2 separate regions of the Homo sapiens genome follow, and region 1 is linked to region 2. Evidence: read pairs that join two places in POLR2A ChIA-PET (ENCODE). Cell type or tissue: OCI-LY7. All regions are shown on one strand.

Region 1 (8,000 bases), 150 kb after region 2:
GTTTGCAGATGAGATGATTGTATATGCACAATCACATCATACCCCATTGTCTCAGCCCAAAATCTCCTTAAGCTGATAAGAAATGTAAGCAAATTCTCAGGATACAAAATCAATGTGCAAAAATCACAAGCATTCTTATACATCAACAACAGCCAAACAGAGAGCCAAATCATGAGCAAACTCCCATTCACAATTACTACAAAAAAATAAAATACCTAGGAATCCAACTTACAAGGGATGTGAAGGACCTCTTCAAGCAGAACTACAAACCACTGCTCAACGAAATAAAAGAGGATACAAACAAATGGAAGAACATTCCATTCTCATAAATAAAAAGAATCAATATGGTGAAAATGGCCGTATTCCCCAAGGTAATTTATAGATTCAATGCTATCCCCATCAAGCTACCACTGACCTTCCTCAAAGAATTGGAAAAAACTACTTTAAATTTCATATGAAATCAAAAAAGAGCCCCATAGCCAAGACAATCCTAAGGAAAAAGAACAAAGCTGGAGGCATCGCGCTACCTGACTTCAAACTATACTACAAGTCTACAAGACAGCATGAGACCGGTACCAAAACAGATATATAGATCAATGTATCAGAACAGAGGCCACAGAAATAACACCACACATCTACAACCATCTCATCTTTGACAAACCTGATGAAAACAAGCAAGGGGGAAAGGATTCCCTATTTAATAAACGGTGCTGTGAAAACTGGCTAGCCATATGTAGAAAGCTGAAACTGGATCCCTTCCTTACACCTTACACAAAAATTAACTCAAGATGAATTAAAGACTTAAATGTAAGACATAAAACCATAAAAACCCTAGAAGAAAACCTAGGTAATACCATTCAGGACATAGGCATGGGAAATGACTTCATGACTAAAACACCAAAAGCAATGGCAACAAAAGCCAAAATTGACAAATGGGATCTAATTAAACTAAAGAGCTTCTGCACAGCAAAAGAAACTATCATCAGAGTGAACAGGCAACCTACAGAATGGGAGAAAAATTTTGCAGTCTATCCATCTGACAAAGGGTTAATATCCAGAATCTACAAAGGACTTAAACAAATTTACAAGAGAAAAACAAAAAAACCCATCAAAAATTGGGCAAAGGATATGAACAGACACTTCTCAAAAGAAGACATTTATGCAGCCAACAGACATGTGAAAAAATGCTCATCATCACTGGTCATCAGAGAAATGCAAATCAAAACCACAATCAGATACCATCTCATGCCAGTTAGAATGGCAATCATTAAAAAGGAAACAACAGATGCCGGAGAGGATGTGGAGAAATAGGAACGCTTTTACACTGTTGGTGAGAGTGTAAATTAGTTCAACCATTGTGGAAGACAGTGTGGCACTTCCTCAAGGATCTAGAACTAGAAATCCCATTTGACCCAGCGATCCCATTACTGGGTATATACTCAAAGGATTATAAATCATGCTACTATAAAGACACACGCACACGTTATGTTTACTGCGGCACTATTCACAATAGCAAAGACTTGGAACCAACCCCAATTCCCACCAATAATAGACCAGATAAAGAAAATGTGGCACATATACAGCATGGACTACTATGCAGCCATAAAAAAGGATGAGTTCATGTCCTTTGCAGGGACATGGATGGAGCTGGAAACCATCATTCTCAGGAAAATGTCACAAGGACAGAAAACCAAACACTGCATGTTTTCACTCATAAGTGGGAGTTGAACAATGGGAACACATGGACACAGGGAGGGGAGCATCACATACCAGGGCGTGATGGGGGGTGGGGGGCTGAGGGAGGGATAGTGTTAGGAAAAATACCTAATGTAAATGACAAGTTGATGGGTGCAGCAAACCAACATGGCACATGTATATCTATGTAAGATACCTGCAGGTTGTGCACATGTACCCTAGAACTTAAAGTATAATAAAAAAAGAAAAATTGTACCTTTTACTAGAAACATACAAAGTAATCATTTATTATCATATCTAATTTAATGGTTTGTGAATATATTGCTTATATTAAAGTTAGTGCTTTAGGAAATTTGGTTACAACATATTTAAATGTTTAAGAGTATTTATAGGCCGGGCACGGTGGCTCACGCCTGTAATCCCAGCACTTGGGAGGCCGAGGCAGGCAGATCACGAGGTCAGGAGATTGAGACCGTCCTGGCTAACACAGTGAAACCCTGTCTCTACTAAAAATACAAAAAAAATTAGCCAGGCGTGGTGGTGGGCGCCTGTAGTCCCAGCTACTCGGGAGGCTGAGGCAGGAGAATGGCGTGAACCCGGGAGGCGGAGCTTGCAGTAAGCCGAGATCACGCCACTGCACTCTAGCCTGGGCCACAGAGCGAGACTCTGTCTCCAAAAAAGAAAAGAGTATTTATAAAGTTTGTTCAGCTTTCTTCAGCTCCTGTTTCCAAGAGTTGGCTTGTCACTTTCACATAACCTAAGTATACAATAAAAAAGTGAGCTCCAGGCTGGGGACGGTGGCTCACGCCTGTAATCCCAGCACTTTGGGAGGGCAAGGCAGGTGGATCACGAGGTCAGGAGTTTGAGACCAGCCTGGCCAACGTGGTGAAACCCCATCTCTACTTAAAATTCAAAAATTAGCTGGGTGTGGTGGCAGGCACCTGTAATCCCAGTAACTCAGGAGGCTGAGGCAAGAGAATCATTTGAACCTGGGAGGCAGAGGTTGCAGTGAGGCAAGATTGCGCCACTGCACTCCAGCCTGGGCAATAGGACTCTGTCTCAAAAAAAAAAAAAAATGTGATTTCCATTCTTACCAGATGGTAAGTGTTGCCACTAATTTTAAAATGTATCTGTACTAATATATCTTTTTAAATCAGAATATACTACCATGCCAAAAAGTGAGTATAATAAAGTTTATATTCAGATTTCCTTTATGACATCAATAGTTTAGAAATGTTTGCATGTTATTATCTTCATTTTTTAAAGAAAGTGAAAATATATAAAGAGAGTGTTGTATAGCAGTGGAAATTTTTTGTATTCCTTTTCTCAAATATGTGGCAAGAAAAAAGGTACATCATTTAATAATTTAAATTTTTCCTTCAGAACAATATAGATTATTTATCTTATGATGAATACTGATGGGTGTCTTTATAGGTTTTAGTTCTACATGCTGTTGCTTAAAAGGCAGGACTTTCATGTATTGCATTCTTAAGCATTATGTGCATAATAGGATTTTCTTACAGAAATCTCTGTACCAACACCACGAAGTATTATATTATTATAGTGTTCAATTTACATTTAATTTAATGAGAAACTGCTTTTCCCATTTAACTTCGGTTTCAAATCTAATTTAGCATTTCTTGAATAGGATATATGCAGAATCCGTTTTTAGTAGAAATGGTAAAATAATTTTATTTTGCCATTCAGCATATTTGATTTCTTTAATTTTTACTCAAAAGACCTAAGAATACATCCTTAAAACCATAGCTTGATATATCACTTGATATCTAATGTTATGCTTTACTCTAAACCATTATTAAAAAATGTGTTTTGAGGCTAATATATATTTAGCTAAAATTGAAAGTGGAAGTGGAACTCATATGCAATGGCTGAAATGTCATCATGTTTCTCTCTCGGTTACTTCAATTATATGCACAGAGAGGACACCCAATTAATTTTATAGTAATTGTGTTTATTCGTTCATTTATTAAAACAACTATTGAGTGCCATCATGTGTAAGGTTAGTTGCAGCTTTGAGAACACTGGATACAAAGAAAAACTGTGTCTTTATGGAGCTGACAATCTAGAACTCCTAACTGAAGAAAGGTATACAAAATATTTTAATACTTTTTTTCTTCCCCTTTGGCCAATAATAATCTTATTAATAATCAGTACACATTTAGATAATTCTGTTTAGCTGATGAAAGCCTAGAGAATACAGAGAAAGATCTCTGAACTCCCAAAATCAAGCAGCTTAATATGTGTGCATTTTATCCTCCCAACCTATACATAATATTTTAGCACTCTGCATTCTTTATATTACGGTTCTACTAACATCTTTCCTTGCTCATCTCTAAGCAAAAATATAAGAATGTGATTTTGTTCTCATTAAAGCGTTATTTTTGGGAAATTACATACATTTAAAAACTGCCTCCAAATTTACACAAGATATTAGGACTTTTGATCGTTGTTACGTGTCTGCTCAAAAGTTGTAGTTTGCTGGGAGAGATATCAGTGTCAGAATAGGAAGGATTGTACTGTTTTTCCCTCCCATGGACACACTGATTTAACAAAAATGAAAGTACAAATACATTTCGTGAAAAATCCAGAAACTAGTTAGGTTATGAAACAAGTTGTATCAAAGCTGGTAGAAAAATTCACGACACCTCCTTTCCATAATTCATACCCTTGAAACAGCATCGTACAATTGAGAGAAATCGCATAGATCCTAGCTTCAGCCTGTATTGAAAAAGGCTTGAATTACACATTTAATGTTCAAACTTTTCTGGAGTCTTGTCAAAGGACTGGCTTCTATGTCCCTGATCTTGCAGCACTGATGACACCCAGCATACTCTAGATGCCTGGGGATCACTGAGAATAAAGATGGGAGTTTGAAATAGATGTATGTAGTTATCATAGCTCCTCCTTTGACTCAACACAGAGACAGAAGAAATAAAACTCAGTTCTCCGTTTCTCTCTAGGGAGGGAATGAGTTGGACCACATATCCAACATTTCCGCTATCCTATCACTGTCCAAGGGACTTATTTTTATCTTGCTTGTCTCATATCAATAATGACAGCCAGTATACTATAAACTTCTGGTAGCCACTAAGAACTAATAAGCAGTGTTTTAGATTAACAGGAAAGTTTGAGCAGCTCGGAGAATCTCTGAATGGGCTAATTGATGATGATATTCTCTATGAGACCAGTATGTAAAGATAGGGAGAGGTGGCTGTTTGTTTTGCATGTGCAGTTACCTACACAAAGAGTGAAGAAAAATGAAGAAAGAGAGACATATTTCCAAAACATAGGAACAAAATAAATCTCAAGAAATATAATCAAATGAAATAGACATATTATTTACCTGACAGTGAATTCACATTAATTGTCTGTTAAATCTAGTTTAGCCTAAACCCACCTCCTTACATATTTGAGTTCAGCTTAAAGACTTTTCTGTACATTGTGAACTATAACAAGTGGATGTGTAAACCATAGCTCACACCTGTGCCACTCTCTGAGTTTTGGCCAATCAAATGCTGCCAACTCTTCAAATTATGTTCAAATGTGGCAAATGCCAAGCTGTAACCAATCCAGTTGTTGCTGTACCTCACTTGTGTTTTCTGTATGTCACTTTCCTTTTGCTGTCCATAAATCTTCTCCACCACATGACTATGCTGGAGTCTTTCTGAATCTGCTGTGATTCTGGGAGCTGCCCAATTTGCAAATTGTTTATTGCTCAATTAAAGTCCTTTAAATTTAATTCAGCTAAAGTTTTTCTTTTTTTTTTATTATACTTTAAGTTTTATGGTACATGTGCACAACGTGCAGGTTTGTTACATATGTATATATGTGCCATGTAGGTGTGCTGCACCCATTAACTCGTCATTTAACATTAGGTATATCTCCTAATGCTCTCCCTCCCTCCTCCACCCACCCCACAACAGGCTCCAGTGTGTGATGTTCCCCTTCCTGTGTCCATGTGTTCTCATTGTTCAATTCCCACCTATGAGTGAGAACATGCAGTGTTTGGTTTTTTGTCCTTGTGATAGTTGGAAGTCAAATTGTCCCTGTTTGCAGATGACATGATTGTATATCTAGAAAACCCCATTGTCTCAGTCCAAAATCTCCTTAAGTTGATAAGCAACTTCAGCAAAGTCTCAGGATACAAAATCAATGTGCAAAAATCACAAGCATTCTTATACACCAATAACAGACAAACAGAGAGCCAAATCATGAGTGAACTCCCATTCACAATTGCTTCAAAGAGAATAAAATACCTAGGAATGCAACTTACAAGGGACGTGAAGGACCTCTTCAAGGAGAACTACAAACCACTGCTCAATGAAATAAAAGAGGATACAAACAAATGGAAGTACATTCCATGCTCATGGGTAGGAAGAATCAATATTGTGAAAATGGCCATACTGCCCAAGGTAATTTATAGATTCAATGCCATCCCCATCAAGCTACCAATGACTTTCTTCACAGAATTGGAAAAAACTACTTTAAAGTTCATATGGAACCAAAAGAGAGCCCGCATTGCCAAGTCAATCCTAAGCCAAAAGAACAAAGCTAGAGGCATCATGCTACCTGACTTCAAACTATACTACAAGGCTACAGTAACCAAAACAGCATGGTACTGGTACCAAAACAGATATATAGTCCAATGGAACAGAACAGAGACCTCAGAAATAATGCCACATATCTACAACTATCTGATCTTTGACAAACCTGACAAGAACAAGAAATGGGGAAAGGATTCCCTATTTAATAAATGGTGCTGGGAAAACTGGCTAGCCATATGTAGAAAGCTGAAACTGGATCCCTTCCTTACACCTTATATGAAATTTTTCTTTTAACAGATGGTGTCATAAATGGGATCCAGGGTAGAGCTTTAACGACCCCCCAGCAGTGATGAGTAAACAAGCAAGGTACCAGCAATGACACACTTGTGTCCATTGATCTCTAAGAGCAGCTGGGGATTGTGGGTAAGTTCTCTCTGAGATTTGGGAGATTCATAAATTTGTGTTTTGAGCTCACCAAGTTTCTTTGAGCATATTTCTGAAGCAAACTGAGTTTTAAAGTTGTGACAGAAGTTGGACTGTGTCCAGGATTGAATTTGATCTGGTAATTCACTGGCTTAGATCCAGTTAGAGGCCTCTTACATCTAACTGGGTTAGAAAGAAACTGGTAGTAAGTTGTAATATTGCAGGGGTTGTAAAATTTGGCTATTAAAAATTCACAAGGATCTTTGTGTTCTACCTTTTTGTTTCATTTTTTTTCTGCATGCTTAGGCAGGAAAAAAATCATTGACTAAGTTAATTAAGGGAACCTGAGAACCAAGCATTGGCTTTAGGTAAAAATGTGATTCTTAATTATTGAATAACTTATTTCTTTCTGGCTTACACGTGCATAAGTGTTAGGCCTGGGAAGCAACAAAGTGTTGCAGAAATGGCAAGACCATACTAAAGATAACTTAGAGTGAAACATTCCAAATGAACAACACACTGGAGTTCATTTAAAACAATGAGGGCTCCCAAATTAGCCTCATCTAGAGATGCCTATTGATATGCAGAAGCTTCTAAAAAGATTTCAGTATTTTCATTTAAAGCACACATATTTTGCTCTGGCCAGATTGGAAAATATTATAATTCAGGTCTTTCACGCAGCTGGTTGGGTGGCAACTTGCAAAATTGAAAGGATTTTGCCTATGGTTCTCTGATTTTCCTTTGTGATGCAGCTTGGCCCCTGGAGCTATGGTGTGGCAAGCAGGGTTGCTCAGGGAAGGGGAACCCAGAAAGCTGGCATCATAGCAAAAGGGTAAGAATTTCTTACCAGTCATACTTCTGGCCTCTCTCTCTCTGTGCAAACCAGTTGAATAAATGGTAAAAATTACTATTTATATTCTCTGTAAAGTTTTGATGAACAGAAAAAAGGGCTTAAGAGGCTAATCTTGAGCTGTAGCCAATCTGATAGTGTACTTTTCGTGTGTGGTTTTTTTTTTTTTTTTTTTTTTTGTATGGTTCTGTAATAAAGAGGAATACCTTAGAATAGAACACAAGCTTAGGACCCCATAAGCCCTGCTGTTTAAGTCAGCCCAACAAATTGGTCAGTTACAAACTTTGCTGAAGGTCTATGAAGAAAAATAAATAAAGTAAAATAAAATAAAAATAAAATAAACTGGATGACGTCCTCATCTTGTTTTATGTCCTTGGACATTTGACATGTTAACCATGTGGCAGTACTTTCTTTTGGTCTCCACCATTTTACAGTGGTGGCCCAGGTTCAATCCTGGCTTAGGGAAT
Region 2 (8,000 bases):
GTTGAATTTTATCAAAGGCCTTTTCAGCATCTATTGAGATAATCATGTGGTTTTTGTGATTGATTCTCTTTATGTGATAGATTGTGTTTATTGATTTGTGTATGCTGAACCAGGCTTGCCTCCCAGGGATGAAACCACTTGATCGTGGTGGATAAGCTTTTTGATGTGCTGCTGGATTCGGTTTGCCAGTATTTTATTAAGGATTTTCACATTGATGTTCATCAGGGATATTGGCCTGAAATTTTATTTTTTTGTTGTTTTCTGCCTGGTTTTGGTATCAGGATGTGAGTTAGGGAGCAGTCTCTCTTTTTCTATTGTTTGGAATCATTTCAGAAGGAATGGTACCAGCTCCTCTTCGTACCTCTGGCAGAATTCGGCTGTGAATCTGTCTGTTCCTGGGCTTTTTTTTTTGGTAGATAGGCTATTAATTACTGCCTCAATTTCAGAACTTGCAATTGGTCTATTCAGGGATTCGACTTCTTCCTGGTTTAGTCCTGGGAGGGTGTATGTGTCCAGGAATTTATCCATTTCTTCTAGATTTTCTAGTTTATTTGCATAGAGGTGTTTATAGTGTCCTCTGATGATAGTTTGTATTTCGGACAACATAATTGAAAGTAAAACACTCCTCACCAAATGCAAAAGAACATAACTCATAGGAAACAGTCTCTGAGACCACAGTGCAGTCAAATTAGAACTCAGGATTGAGATACTCACTCAAAACCGTACAACTACATGGAAACTGACCAACTTGCTCCTGAATGACTACTGGGGTAAATAATGAAATTAAGGCAGAAATAAATAAGTTATTTGAAAGCAGTGAGAACAAAGACACAACATACCAGAATCTCTGTGACACACACAGCTAAAGCAGTGTTTAGAGGGAAATTTATAGCACTAAATGCCCACAGGAGAAAGAAGGGGAGATCTAAAATTGATACCCTAACATCACAATTACAAGAACTAGAGAAGCAAGTGCAAACAAATTCAAAAGCTAGCAGAAGACAAGAAATAACTAAAATCAGAGCACAATTGAAGGAAATAGAGACACAAAAACCCTTCCAAAAAATCAGTGAATCCAGGAGCTGTTTTTCTTAAAACATTAACAAATAGATAGACCACTAACCAGACTGATAAAGAAAAAACACAGAATGGCAATTATTAAAAAGTCAAGAAACAACAAATGCTGGTGAAACAGTGGTGTAATAGGAACACTTTTACACTGTTGGTGGGAATGTAAATTAGTTCAACCATTGTGGAAGACAGTGTGGCGATTCCTCAAGGATCTAGAACTAGAAATATCATTTGACCCAGCAATCTTATCACCAGGTATATACCCAGAAAAATATAAATTATTCTATTATAAAGATACCTGCACATGTATGTTTATTGCAGCAATATTCACAATAGCAAAGACATGGAATCAACCCAAATGCCCATCAATGGTAAACTGGATAAAGAAAATGTGGTACATATACACAATGGAATACTATGCAGCCATAAAACAAAATGAATTGATGTCCTTTGCAGAGACATGGATGAAGCTGGGAACCATCATTCTCAGCAAGCTAACACAGGGACAGAAAGCCAAACACCTCATGTTCTCACTAATAAGTGGGAGCTTAACAGTGAAAATACATGGTCACAGAGAGGAGAACAACACACACTGGGGCCTGTTGGAGGGGCAGCGGTAGGGAGAGCATCAGGATAAACAGCTTAATGTATGCTGGGCTTAATACCTAGGTGATGGGCTGATAGGTGCAGCAAACCACCATGGCACACGTTTACCTAGGTATCAAACTTGCATGTTCTGCACATGTATCCCAGAACTTAAAATAATTTTTTAAAAGCAAAGATACTTGAAAGTGTAATGACAGTTTTACCAAAATAGAATATAGGTAAGTCTGTATAGTAGGGATAAATTAAGAAAGGTTAGATTATTTATAATTTCAGTTTAAGAAGTTAGCTCTTAAATCTTTAAGCACTGTAGAACTGAGCATTCAAACCTGAGCACGTGGTGATATAACTTGAGTAATATATTAGAAACATAATTTGTCAAAAATATGCAGTCATATTACATGTCATATATTTAACTCCTGTGAATTATTTATAATAAATACATAAAGCAAAATAACCAAGTTGCAGTTCCATCATGTTATAATAAAAATGCCTGTGTGTGAAGAACATGAGACAAGATAGGAGTTCATAAAAATTATTTTTAAGACAGCTTGAGATTTTTTATCTCAATGGCAAAACAAAGCATAAAAGAATAGATAGAGAAATGAAGACGGACATTTGCTTTGAAGTATTTTAAAGTTTGAGACTATGTAAAACACTCAGATATTTGGAAACAGTACACTAGCTAAGAAGAGAATTCAATATTCGCCGTTAAAAAGAAAAATATGATAATCTTCCACAACCACATGTATTAGTTGAAGGTTTTAGATCAATAAAAGAGAATAGAGTTAGAGGAAGAAAGAAAACATGAAGGGGAAAAGCAAAACATTAAGAATGTTGAATGGTAACTAATAGAATAAGAAGTCAACACAGAAGCAAAAAAAAAAAAAAAGACTTTGACATAAGAAAATCAGTATGATAGTAGTATAATCATGCCAAAAACCAACAAAGTGTCTTAAAAATGAGAAGGTGGTTATTAATGTCCCAGACAGAAGATGTATTTGAGAACATTTTTTAGAATTATATCCACAACCATAAATATGGATACAAATAATAGCATTATGAAGAATAACAGCATAAATGTACTGAATGCTGACCATACAAAAGGCAGAGTACAATGAGACCTTTATATAAAATCATGAGTCTTTACTATAGTCCTTCATATTGACATATCATTCTTTTCTATGATACATATATTGGGAAATATCAAAGTAACAATCTAATCTCAGATCCTCTGACCACAGACAGGCAAAATACCCCAATGTATAAAACTACTTACCTTTTGAATGAAGAGTGAGGCATACATACATGTATAATTGTGCAAGTATTTAAATGGGATTTTCCACTATCTAGTATATGTGTGTGACTTGAGTTACTCATTTCCTCAAGTAATTAATCAAATATTTGAATATCAAGTTCATCCAATATTCTGCTAATTAGACCAGCAAATGCTTACAAACCAGCCTTAAAACCTGGTGAATTCTAGATTTTTTTTTTATGTAAGAGTATTATTCTTAGAATCAAGAGACCATTTTCTGATACTAATTTTCCATGTGAGTTACGATACACCACTATATCATTCATTGGTTTTGTTTCTTCTATTAGATAAATTTGCATTTATTTGTTAGAATCATATTTTTAAGACAAAGGATATATTCCATTAGCTATTTCTATGTCATAAATTTCAGAATCATCAATTTCTTAATTTACATAACAAAAATGTAATTGATAATAGCAGCAGGTTTGCATAATATATATTAAATATCTTTTATAAATTATCTTGATATATCTGAGTATTTTAAAAAATTAGATTTATAACTCATATCTTTGCTACTGAAACATCAGGGATTCATTCTCGGTCTTGCCTATTGCACAGAAAGCCAATCACTGAGACAAGGAGTATCGCCAGGGAAAAATGCTTTAATCTGGTGCTGCAGCCAAGGAGGTGGGAAATCATTCCCAAATTCTTCTCCCTGACACATTAAAATGATTGATTTTATATAGCAAGTAAGACACATTATCATGTGTGGGAAATCAGGAATCAGGGAGAGGTAAGGAAGAGGAGTTGGTCAACAGGGAGCAGGCAGTCAATTAGGCAATCATTATAGGTGAGTTGACTGGTGTCTCATTGTCCAGATGTGGTAATATCCCCGTGATATTATCCAGGAGGCCTGATGGTTCGTTTCCTGAGAAAGAAGCTCAGGTAATACAAATGTGGCTTTCTCAGGAATCAAGACTGGGAAGGTCAATCTCTATGTTTATTCAAAAGAAACCATAAACATAAGTTCTATGGAACAACTAGGCCAGTTTTATCTTCATAACTTCTCTAGAAAAAAAATAAAACCTACTGAGAGAGGAGGCAGGTAGGAACTGGTCAGGCAACTAGTGAGGGAGTGTCTTGGAAGAGGAACTATACCTGTGGGAACATACCTGCACCACCTCTGTTATGTAGCTAGCAGGAGGAAATGTAGTTAAGAACTTAATCTTATACCAAGATGCTTGCTCAGAAGGGACTTTCCAGCCACCCACACAGGCACAGACAAGAACTGAGGGCATCCTAAAATAACCCTGAACTCATTATAATGCCATTAGCATCGTGGTTTTAGCCCCCACCCCCCACCATGTATTTCACTTAAGCACTCATGGGTAACAACCAAGATAGAGTTACTATAGTCAACCCCAGGCATGCACAAATGTAACACCCCAGGGGGAATTTTAGCCCTCCCATTAAGGCAGAACCCATAGAAGACTTCCTTATTTCTGCCACATAAAAGACCCAAAACTCAGCCCCCTTTTTGGCAACCCCTCTTTGGGTCCCCTCTCACTGCTGAGAGCTTTTCTGTTGCTTAATAAGTCCTACTCTGCTTTACTCTCCAATGTCTGTGTGCCTTATTCTTCTTGGCTTTGGAACAAGAACTCAGACCTCACTAAACTAAGGAGTAAGGAGGCTGCAACACTACTCCACAGAGGCCATGTCCTATGTACCCAAATGTGCACTTGTAATTTCTCTTCTAACACTAAAACCTAGAAGATAACTACATTAATTTTATTTCATACATAATTCACAGATGCACATACACATACACAAATATAGAGTAAAACAATGTAAAATATATATTTTTCATTTAGTTAGCTTTTTAAAAACTCCAATGACTTATTTACAAATCTAGTAAATACTAAATCACTGAAAAATTATTTTAAAGTAAATAAACTTAAATAACTTGATGCACATTTTTATAGAGTCCATTTACTTTACATTATTATGCAAGTTTTGTGACACTGTAAATGATAACTTTAATTATGTTTAATTATAAAATCCATTTGAGACATTTTAAAGTTTTTGGATATTATATTAAATGGTTAAGCAAATCAAAGTTTGGTAGTTTAATTTGCCTATGAAAATAAGCTTGTTAAAGTAACCCATAGGTAACATAATTCGACTAAATAAGAAACAGGTTATAAGTTTTAATAAAATCAGTTTAATTAAAGTTCATGTAATAAAAAGCTCCATCAGCATAATATTGAATTTAGTACTAAAAATAGTCAAGTATCTCTGAATTTTTTATTTATCTTTCACATAGTTAAGCATTTTTACATGCAGCAGGACCCAGACCAAAGTCCTGGAACTTTGGAAACAAATAATTGAGTTTAAAATCTGCTATAAACATTTTAAACTCAGATATATTAAGATAATTTATTAAAATTATTTAATGCACATTATGTAAGCCTGCTGCTACATGTAAAGCATTTTTACATGTACAAGCATTTTACATGTCATTAAGCATTTTGAAATGTAAGCATATTTACATTATAGCTAAGAATTTTTAGATCCATTTAAATTAAAATCTTTAGTTTAATTAGATCCCATTTGTCAATTTTGTCTTTTGTTGCCATTGCTTTTGGTGTTTTAGACATGAAGTCCTTGCCCATGCCTATGTCCTGAATGGTAATGCCTAGGTTTTCTTCTAGGGTGTTTATGGTTTTAAGTCTAACGTTTAAGTCTTTAATCCATCTTGAATTGATTTTTCTATAAGGTGTAAGGAAGGAATCCAGTTTCGGCTTTCTACATATGGCTAGCCAGTTTTCCCAGCACCATTTATTAAATAGGGAATCCTTTCCCCATTGCTTGTTTTTGTCAGGTTTGTCAAAGATCAGATAGTTGTAGATATGCAGCATTATTTCTGAGGGCTCTGTTCTGTTCCATTGATCTACATCTCTGTTTTGGTACCAGTACCATGGTGTTTTGGTTACTGTAGCCTTGTAGTATAGTTTGAAGTCAGGTAGTGTGATGCCTCCAGCTTTGTTCTTTTGGCTTAGGATTGACTTGGCGATGTGGACTCTTTTTTGGTTCCATATGAACTTTAAAGTAGTTTTTTCCAATTCTGTGAAGAAAGGCATTGGTAGCTTGATGGGGATTGGCATTGAATCTGTAAATCACCTTGGGCAGTATGGCCATTTTCACGATATTGATTCTTCGTACCCATGAGCATGGAATGCACTTCCATTTGTTTGTGACCTCTTTTATTTCCTTGAGCAGTGGTTTGTAGTTCTCCTTGAAGAGGTCCTTCACATCCCTTGTAAGTTGGATTCCTAGGTATTTTATTCTCTTTGAAGCAATTGTGAATGGGAGTTCACTCATGATTTGGCTGTTTGTCTGTTGTTGTTGTATAAGAATGCTTGTGATTTTTGCACATTGATTTTGTATCCTGAGACTTTGCTGAAGTTGCTTATCAGCTTAAGGAGATTTTGGGCTGAGACAATGGGGTTTTCTAGATATACAATCATGTCGTCTGCAAACAGGGACAACTTGACGTCCTCTTTTCCTAATTGAATACCCTTTATTTCCTTCTCCTGCCTAATTGCCCTGGCCAGAGCTTCCAACACTGTGTTGAATAGGAGTGGTGAGAGAGGGCATCCCTGTCTTGTGCCAGTTTTCAAAGGGAATGCTTCCAGTTTTTGCCCATTCAGTATGATATTGGCTGTGCTTCTGCACAGGAAAAGAAACTACCATCAGAGTGAACAGGCAAACTACAAAATGGGAGAAAATTTTCACAACCTACTCATCTGACAAAGGGCTAATATCCAGAATCTACAATGAACTCAAACAAATTTACAAGAATAAAACAAACAACCCCATCAAAAAGTGGGTGAAGGACATGAACAGACACTTCTTAAAAGAAGACATTTATGCAGCCAAAAAACACATGAAAAAATGCTCACCATCACTGGCCATCAGAGAAATGCAAATCAAAACCACAATGAGATACCATATCACACCAGTTAGAATGGCAATCATTAAAAAGTCAGGAAACAACAGGTGCTGGAGAGGATGTGGAGAAATAGGAACACTTTTACACTGTTGGTGGGACTGCAAACTCGTTCAACCATTGTGGAAGTCAGTGTGGAGATTCCTCGGGGATCTAGAACTGGAAATACCATTTGACCCAGCCATCCCATTACTGGGTTTATACCCAAAGGACTATAAATCATGCTGCTATAAAGACACATGCACCCGTATGTTTATTGCGGCATTATTCACAATAGCAAAGACTTGGAACCAACCCAAATGTCCAACAATGATAGACTGGATTAAGAAAATGTGGCACATATACACCATGGAATACTATGCAGCCATAAAAAATGATGAGTTCATGTCCTTTGTAGGGACATGGATGAAATTGGAAATCATCATTCTCAGTAAACTATCACAAGGACAAAAAACCAAACACCGCATGCTCTCACTCATAGGTGGGAATTCAACAATGAGAACACATGGACACAGGAAGGGGAACATCACACTCTGGGGACTGTTGTGGGGTGGGGGAAGAGGGGAGGGATAGCATTAGGAGATATACCTAATGCTAAATGACGAGTTAATGGGTGCAGCACACCAGCATGGCACATGTATACATATGTAACTAACCTGCACAATGTGCACATGTACCCTAAAACTTGAAGTATAATAAAAAAAATTGAACAAAAACAAAACAAAACAAAAAAATAAATTAAAATCTTGATTTTGAACCTGGAAAGTAGTCTTATGATATCTCTATCTTTTTGTAGTTGCTAAACTGAAAAGTACTGTCTGTTCTCAGAGATATCACAATCTCATCAGTAGATTCCATGGGCTGGCATATTTGACTGCAGTTAAATCCATTCTTTGTGGTCTTCAAAGTGAATCTTATTTCATGTAGTTCCGAAAAGGAGAAGAGATAATTACATCTAACTTGAAGGCTTATTGAAGAATCCTTTAAATTACCTATGCCTCTCTTCATTAAGAAAATACAAGATAATTTGAATCTAGCTAATAAATTAAGGCTTACTGG

What was found. Peaks named below come from ENCODE experiments on the same cell type or tissue, not always from the same donor. Only the 100,000 strongest peaks of a DNase experiment are listed, where the experiment ranks them.
Region 1: POLR2A ChIA-PET joins it to region 2 with 5 read pairs; 1 of 35 experiments calls an interaction of 5 or more read pairs at or near these places.

The regions. Positions count from the first base shown.
Region 1 is chr14:42,273,678-42,281,677 of GRCh38, reverse strand. No RefSeq gene overlaps it. Among named protein-coding and RNA genes, the nearest start is that of LRFN5, 670 kb to the right of the region's middle. In OCI-LY7, CTCF peaks have their summits at 3,503 and 3,706; a DNase peak (open chromatin) is centred at 3,637; H3K4me3 peaks cover 690 bases; H3K27ac peaks cover 663 bases.
Region 2 is chr14:42,425,410-42,433,409 of GRCh38, reverse strand. No RefSeq gene overlaps it. Among named protein-coding and RNA genes, the nearest start is that of LRFN5, 820 kb to the right of the region's middle. In OCI-LY7, no CTCF peak of the experiment used is centred here; a DNase peak (open chromatin) is centred at 4,269; H3K4me3 peaks cover 1,191 bases; H3K27ac peaks cover 1,672 bases.